Linked DNA regions of Homo sapiens: all the other regions are linked to region 2. A link is a contact called in ENCODE Hi-C or POLR2A ChIA-PET data. All regions are on one chromosome and are shown on one strand. Each heading gives the region's core, a stretch centred on a gene start or an enhancer-like site at or near the end of the contact. The rest is flanking DNA. Distances are from core to core; before and after follow the strand shown. Region 1 has its middle 33 kb from the start of MIR4668. Region 2 has its middle 11 kb from the start of SHOC1. Region 3 overlaps LINC02977 (long intergenic non-protein coding RNA 2977).

Region 1 (2,700 bases), core at 80-2,579, 160 kb before region 2:
TGTGCCTGTTCAAGCTGAACTTCATTCTTCTCCATGGACACACCAGCCTTATCACACCTCTGCACGTTTCATACACATGACAGTCTCCTCTGCCTGCAATGACACCCACCCCTTTCTTCATATCTTTAAGTTTTTTGTTTGTTGTTTTGAGACGAGTCTCGCTCTGTCACCCAGGCGGGAGTGCGGTGGTGCGATCTCGGTTCACTACAACCTCTGCCTCCCGGGTTCAAGCAATTCTCCTGGCTCAACCAACTGAGTAGCTGGGATTACAGGTGCGCACAACCATGCTGGCTAATTTTCTTTCTTTCTTTTTTTTTTTTTTGAGACAGAGTCTTGTTCTGTCACCAGGCTGGAGTGCAGTGGCGCGATCTCGGCTCACCTCAACCTTTGACTCCCTGGTTCAAGCTATTCTCCTGCCTCAGCCTCCTGAGTAGCTGGGATTACAGGCACGTGCCACCACACCCAGCTAATTTTTGTATTTTTAGTAGAGACGGGGTTTCACCATTGTTGGCCAGGATGGTCTCAAACTCCTGACCTCAAGTGATCCGCCCCCCTCCACCTCCCAAAGTGCTGGGATTACAGCGTGAGCCACCACGCCCGGCCACCTTTAAGTTGTTTATACTTCTCCGGGTCTGGCTTAGAAGTCCCTCCTCCTTGAGGTCTGTCTTTAAATTAGAAGTGCCCTCTGTCCCCCTCTGACCACCCATTGCATTTTATCAATCCCTTTCTTTGAGCAGGCACTACTTCTTTTTCTCCTAGTGGTTAAATAATCATCTCTCAACTGGACTGTGAACCACAAGGCAGGATTCCTGTCACATGAAGCATCTTGGATTTCCCCATGGCACCTAGAACATATTAATGAGTAACAAAGAGTGTGTACCTAAGTTCAGAGCATGAGTAAGAAACTGAGTGACCTCAGTTGCTGAGACTCTGAGGCATGAAACTTAAGAATGGAACACAGAGATGGAAGAGAACAGAACCCTTCAAGGGAATATTTATGGTGGATGGAAATCAATCACCTTAGGCCAGAGATACAGAGGGCATATAGTAAGGCTAAAAGGAAGAACAACACAAGTACTGTCCTGGTGGACAAGAAATGCAGTCTTGGCCAGGCGCGGTGGCTCATGCCTGTAATCCCAGCACTTTGGGAGGCCGAGGTGGGCGGATCATGAGGTCAGGAGTTCGAGACCAGCCTCGCCAACATAGTGAAACTCCGTCTCTGCTAAAAATACAAAAAGTAGCCGGGCATGATGGTGCATGCCTCTAATCCCAGCTACTCGGGAGGCTGGGGCAGGAGAATAGATTGAACCTGCAAGGCAGAGGTTGTGGTGAGCCGAGATCACGCCACTACACTCCTAGCTGGAGGGAAGTAAAGAATGATATGGAAGTACATAAACAGTCCACACTCCACTGAAATTTTCATACACATAAAACCAGAGCCTGTGGCAAACTCCTCGCTTTGCTTTGCCGACAGCTTTATGGTGGTTGTGAGAGGAAAGGTAGAGAAGCAATACTGATCAAAAAAGGAAGTTAAATGCATAAGAATCATAAGAGAAAGAAACTATGGCTTGAGGTACTGAGGGGTTAATTTCTTTATGGGGATTAGGAAACAAAAATGCACTTTTGCTGTAATAAGGTGGGTTTTTTTCCTCTGAAAACAACACTAATGTATTTTTATTTATTTATTTATTTTTGAGAGGGAGTTTCACTCTTGCTGCCCAAGTTGGAGTGCAATGGCACAATCTCGGCTCACTGCAACCTCCACCTCCCAAGTTCAAGCAATTCTCCTGCCTCAGTTACCCAAGTAGCTGGGATTGCAGGCATGTGCCACCACGCCCTGCTAATTTTGTAATTTTGGTAGAGATGGGGTTTCACCATGTTAGTCAGGCTGGTCTCGAATTCCTGACCTCAGGTGATCCACCCGCCTCAGCCTCCCAAAGTGCTGGGATTACAGGCGTGAGCCACCGCACCCAGCAGAAACACTAATTTTGAGCTAGAAAACGTGGTGGATCTTAGAATTGGGATACGATGGGACTTCTGCTCTCAGGGGCTAGGACACTGAGATGGTAGGGAAAGGGAGTTACAGGTAAAATGTGTGACTATGTTTAGAAATATCTCCGCATGTAGCACTCTAGCCCTATACGAAGACACCTTGGGAAGAGGCTGTGTCCATGTGTCACCTACAGATAGAGCTGTGTGGCAGAAATTTCCCACACTAGATGTGGCTGCAGCTGAGCACAACACTATAGAGGAGAAGCATTATCTTCTCCTCTGCCACTGGGTGTGTCTTGACAGCCAAAGCACTTTCTTCCATAGTCAAGGTCCTCTGGATCTCCAGCACACCATATGTTGGTGAAAGTGGTATCTGGGTGACCATCATGTGGACTCGGAAAGCACAGACCTGCTGACACAGCAAGCATTAGGTTCTCCAGCTTCTAGAGTGGAAGACAGCAAGGGAGAAGGAGATCAGGAATGGGTTTGTGTATGAGTTTTCTACTGCTGCTGTATCAAATCACCACAAACTTGGTAGCTTAACAATACAAATGTGTGATCTACAATTCTGGAGGTCAGAAGTCTAAAATGGGCCTCACTAGGTTAAAATCAAGGAGTCAACAGGACTGCCTTCCTTCTGTTTTTTGTTTATTTGGTTTTTTTGTTTTTGTTTTTGTTTTTTTTTTTGAGATGGAGTCTCGCACTGTC
Region 2 (2,842 bases), core at 212-2,711:
GAACCAGAGCCCCATATAACTTGGCTTCTTACAGCTTGTTAGTTTCAGGCTAGTCAGGCTTCTTGTATGGCTCAAGGCTTTAAGAGTGAGTGAATGAATCAGAAACTGCATTGACCCAGCCTTGAATATCCACAGCCTCATTTCCCACCATACTCTGTTGGTTGATGCATTACTAAGCCTACCTAGATGCAAGAGGAAGGGACAGATCTACCCCTAAATCAGAGGAATGTCAAAGAATTTGAGGGTATAATTTTATTTTATTTTTGAGACAGGATCTTGCTCTGTTACCTAGGCTGGAGTGCAGTGGTACGACATTGACTCATTGCAATCTCTGCCTCCTGTGCTCAGGCGATCCTCCCATCTCAGCCTCCTGAGTAGCTGGGACTACAGGCATGCGCCACCATGCCCAGCTAATTTTTGTATTTTTTGTAGAGACAGGATTCCACCATGTTGCCCAGGCTGGTCTCGAACTCCTGGACTCAAGTGATCCACCCACTTCGGCCTCCCAAAGTGCTGGGATTATAGGCATAAGCCACTGCACCTGGCAAGGGCATAGTTTTAAGTAATCACACTTTGGTGATCACTAGGTCTGCATATCCAGTGTTTGGAAATCTATTTCTAGCCTGCCTTTTGGATTTGATGACATTTTAAACCCCTCAAACTTATCCACATTGGCTCTTCACTCTACCGTTGGCTTTTTATGCTTCCTTGATATCCACATTATTGTAAGTCTTTGGTAAGAGGTTCTTCCCATTGGCATGGACCTACAGAATGCTCAGCCCTCTCCAAGGACAAGGATTTTATACAATACAACTAGGACTAGAGATTATTAGAGGCCCTCTGCTCATCATAGAGTTGTCTGTATAGCTGAAGATTCTATTAGCAGAGACAGGGAGGCAGCTGTACACTTGCAAAGTGATTGAGTTGCTGGCAACTCACACCACTGCTGGAAAAGTTTCTAAATATGGCCCTAAAGGCAGAAACTATAAGAAAGAGAATGATAATTTGGCTACGTAAAAATGAAAAAAGATGAAAAAATTATTTCCTCAAGTTTCTTACTAGCTACTGATTTTAAATGAAATATAAGAGCTTGTTTGTTAAAGGTGTGTAAACACTGGTGTTCTTACGTGGAGAATACAGACCTCAACATAATGTTGCCTAAGATATTTTATCAGAATGGGAGGGTTGTTTTCCTTCTGTGTAAGTGAATAATAAATACTACGTGTGAGAATGAGTCATATCCTCAAATACTTTTCTTTTTGGTGACCAATAAATCTCTCATGATTCTCATGAAAGAATCTTAACAGACATTTACTCATACATTTACCACGGTATCGAGATAGGATATACATGGGGAAACAAAACTCTGATGCCATAGGTAAGGTAGTAGAAATAACTTTCAACTGGAGACAGAACTTTCCAGTTGGAGCTTGTGTCATCCTGGAACATTTATGCCCTTGGGCAGGTCACTTAACATCTCTGAGCTTTAGTTTCCTTACTATTAGTAAAGCATAATAATACCTTGGAGAGTTGCTATGAAGATTAGAACCAAATAAACATTTACTGAGCTCCGACTCTTTGCCACGTTCTTAACACACGTGAAAGAGTGTTTGTAAAATGCTACACAAAAATGTTACATCACATAACAAATTCCCTGCTCTAAAGGAGGCCTGAGTAGAAGAAGGACAAAAGAGCATACATACAATTAATGATAACAAAATTTGAAAGTGAGAAAAGCTCTACCAGTAAAAACAAAAGAACCGATCAGAGAAGATCAGGGAATTTAGCTGGGAAGCTTGAATTGGGCTTTGAAAGATGGGTAAGTGCTTGGACCTATGGGGATGTGTGAGAAAGATAATGTAGATAGAGGGTATATGCTATGGTTTGAATATTTGTTCATTCCAAAACTGATGTTGAAATTTAATCCCCAGTGTGGCAGTATTGAGAGAAGGGGCCTGTAGGAGGTGATTGGATCATGCGGGCTCTGCCTTCATGAATGGATTAACCCATTCATGAATTAATAGGTTATCATGGGAGTGGGATTGGTAGCTTCTTAAGAAGAAGAGAGACCTGATCTACCATGCTAATCCCCCTGGCCATGTGATAACCTGTACCACCTGGGGACTTTGCAGAGTTCCCACCAGCAAGAAGACTCTCACCAAATGCGACCCCTTGATTTGGACTGCTCAACCTCCATAACTAAAAAATAAGTTCCTTTTCTTATAAATAACTCATTTTCAGGTATTTGGTTATAAGCAATAGAAAATGGACTAAGACAATACAATATGAGAAGGGGCAAACAGGAGAAATGAAAGCAAAGATAGTATAGGGAAAACAACAGTAATTTAACAATAGTGTGGGGTGGACGAAGGTCAGCAGTAGCCAGAAAAAGCTTGGAACCAAATCACAAAGAGTCCTGAAGACCACGCTAAGGAGTTTAGAATTCATTCCTTAGGAAATAGAGTTGTATGAAATGTGCAAACTTTGGCATTAGACTTGGGTTGGCCCCTCACTTCCTAGCTATGCAGTTTTGAGCAAGCCACTTGACCTCTTTAAACCTCAGTTTCCTCTTTCATATAATAGAGAGACTAATACTAACCTAAGTACCAAGCTTAGTACCTTGAAAATAGGAGATGCTTGACATATCAAAGTTATTATTGGTTAACTACTGAAGGACTTTAATTAGAGTAGTGAATATAATTTTATTCTACAGCACTATGTACACTAGATTAGAGGCTGGGAGAACAGCTAGGAGAAAATTACAGTAGTCTAGGAAAGAGGTAGTGGAGTCATAGGGAATACAGAAAAATTTAAAAGTAGAAGGTTCAAAATAAGAGTGTTA
Region 3 (2,500 bases), core at 1-2,500, 230 kb before region 2:
AAAGGAAAATAAATGGTCTAAATTGAGCAACAAGAAAGTAAACTTTTAAGCAGGTACTTTCCAAGTGAAATGAGAACCGGAGATTGGGTCCAAAAGAGAGGATGCCCAGCCAGACTGAACTTTCAAGTGTTTTCCAACTGGAAAGCTCCAATGTCCTCTGATCTCAGTGAATTTCCAATCTAATTTCAAGGAAGTCCCTCAGGAGCCCCATTGCAAGGGTGGTTATAGAACCATTTACAACTGCTTTAATAAAACTAATGCTTATAAAGAAAGAAAACTTGTTTTTTAGTCATCCATAACACAAAAAAGTGAGGTTTGATGCACAGTAAAAGGAATCATTATTTAAGTTAGTCTGAGTTATATTGTATTTTGGAAATGCTCCACATTCAATATTTATGCCACATACTCTAAAACCAAAGTATGTAGATTAAAAAAAAACTATTTCCAGAAATAAGCTTGCTGAATCACCACAGGCTTAATTTATTTATTTTAACTACCAGTTTCCTGAATGTTTTTGTCTAATTGGCCTATCTGCAGTTGCCCTTGGTCCACCCTTGAGCCCACTCTTTAAGCCTGTCTGTCACTTAGAGAAGTACAAGTACTTCCTGCTGAGAATAAAGCCTTGATCGCAATTTCAGTGAATTATCAGGGAAGTGTGAGAATAAGTAGGAATAAATGTCTAAACATTTGGGAAAAACTTGTTTGCAATAAATGTGGTTAACAGAGAGTGAATAGGCTTACTACATAAAATTGTTACTCATCAATTAAAAAAACTGTACAATCCTCCTCCGGGGGAAAATGATCAGATATTTTAAGTCTGCTGATATTTTTCTCTGGATGTCAGACCTGTATACTTTGTCCTGCATTATTGGAGTATAATTGGCAAATAAAAGTTTTATGTATTTAAGGCATACAATGTGATGATATGATACACCTATACACTGTGACATGATTACCTCAATCAAGCTAATTAACACATCCATCACCTCACCTTTTTTGTGTGTGGTGAGAACACTTAGATTTACTCCTATAGCCCATTTCAGGTATACATTATTAACTCTAGTCACCATGCTATACATTAGATCTCCAAAACTTATTCATCTTGTAACTGAAAGTTTGTACTCTTTGACCAACATTCGCCATTCCTCCCCAACCCCTAACTTTGGTAACCACCCTTTTGCTCTCTGTTTCTATGAGTTCTTCTGTTTCGGTTCCACCTGCAAGTGAGATCATGCAGTGTTTGCCTTTGCCTTTCTGTGTCTGGCTTATTTCACTTAGCATTATGTCCTCTAGGTTCATGCATGTTGTTGCAAATGACAGGGATTTCCTCCTCTGCCTCTTCTTCCTTCTTCCTCCTCCTTCTCCTTCTCCTTCCCCTTCTTCTTCCCCTTCTTCCCCTTCTTTCTGTTTTTGCTTTGTTTTGTGTTTGTTTTTGAGATAAGGCTGGTCTTGAACTCCTGGGCTCAAGCAATCCTCCTGCCTCAGCCTACCAACTAGCTGGGGCTGGGTCTGCACGCATGCACCACCATGCCTAGCCGCCTTCATTTTTGGCTGAATGATATTCATGTGTGTGTATGAATATTTTCTTTATCCATTCATTTGTCTACAGGCACTCAGGTTGATACCGTGTCTTGGCTATTGTGAACGACTGTGTAATACATATGGGAGTGCAGATAACCTCTTCCACATACTGATTTTATTTCTTTTGGGTATATACCCAGAAGTGGGGTTGCTGGATCATACCGTAGTTCTATTTTTAATTTTTTGAGGAACTACCATACTGTTTTTCGTAGTGGCTGTACCCACTTACATTCCCACCAACAGTGTGCAAGGGTTTCATTTCTCCATATCTTCATCAACACTTGTTATCTTTTGACTTTTTGTTAATAGCCATTCTAACGGATGTGAAGTGAAAGCTCATTGTGGTTTTGATTTGCATTTCCCTGATGATTAGTGATGTCATACACCTTTTCATATACCTGTTGGTCACTTATATATCTTCTTTGAAAAAAATCTATTCAGGTTCTTTGCCCATTTTTAAAAAATCAGGTAACTTGCTTTTTTTTTTGCTGTTGAGTGGTATTAGTTCCTTACATATAATATTTTGGATATTAACTTTTTATTGATATATGGTTTAAAAATATTTTTTCCCATTCTATAGATTGCTTTTTTATTTTGTTGATTGTTTCCTTTGCTCTGCAGAAACTTTTAGTTTGATATAATCCCATTTGTCTTTTCTTGCTTTTGCTGTCTGGGCTTCTGCTGTCACACCTGTATTTTTGTTTTTGTTTTTGTACCAGAGAAAGTGAAGCAACAAATGAGGAACATGAGAACACTGGAGTAGAAAGCTGGGTGGGCATCAGACAGCTGACCAAAATTTTCACTATCAAAATGGCAGGTGAGATTTTTTTTTATATACTAGTTATCACAACATCTTCAACCTTTTCTTTTTTTTTTGAGACCGAGTCTTGCTCTGTTGCCCAGGTTGGAGTGCAATGGT

The links. A loop is a pair of places that touch in the nucleus more often than their neighbours do. ChIA-PET counts read pairs that join two places held with the same protein, here RNA polymerase II (POLR2A). Pooled maps may share reads with other maps.
Region 1: a loop to region 2 is called in a pooled map, with 4 times the contacts of the local background. The contact joins two enhancer-like sites. A Hi-C loop is called at or near these places in 3 of 50 pooled maps. POLR2A ChIA-PET finds 5 or more read pairs at or near these places in 3 of 52 experiments (AG04450, Panc1 and activated CD4-positive, alpha-beta T cell).
Region 3: a pooled map shows a loop between it and region 2 (2.4-fold over the local background). The contact joins two enhancer-like sites. A Hi-C loop is called at or near these places in 8 of 50 pooled maps. POLR2A ChIA-PET finds 5 or more read pairs at or near these places in 3 of 52 experiments (H1, PC-9 and WTC11).

Annotation. Positions count from the first base shown.
Region 1 is chr9:111,963,825-111,966,524 of GRCh38, reverse strand. No RefSeq gene overlaps it. Among named protein-coding and RNA genes, the nearest start is that of MIR4668, 33 kb to the right of the region's middle. Within about 2 kb of position 1,329, at least 5 of the 41 ENCODE cell types and tissues checked have a DNase peak (open chromatin) inside an H3K27ac peak, as active enhancers do; they include Panc1, where a contact is called at or near this core.
Region 2 is chr9:111,804,495-111,807,336 of GRCh38, reverse strand. No RefSeq gene overlaps it. Among named protein-coding and RNA genes, the nearest start is that of SHOC1, 11 kb to the right of the region's middle. Within about 2 kb of position 1,461, at least 5 of the 41 ENCODE cell types and tissues checked have a DNase peak (open chromatin) inside an H3K27ac peak, as active enhancers do; they include Panc1, where a contact is called at or near this core.
Region 3 is chr9:112,030,966-112,033,465 of GRCh38, reverse strand. LINC02977 (long intergenic non-protein coding RNA 2977) reads left to right here. Exons shown (of 3, transcript NR_186812.1): 2 at 2,301-2,398. Among named protein-coding and RNA genes, the nearest start is that of LINC02977, 8.2 kb to the left of the region's middle. RefSeq lists enhancers at 891-1,180, 1,311-1,400. Within about 2 kb of position 1,250, at least 4 of the 41 ENCODE cell types and tissues checked have a DNase peak (open chromatin) inside an H3K27ac peak, as active enhancers do.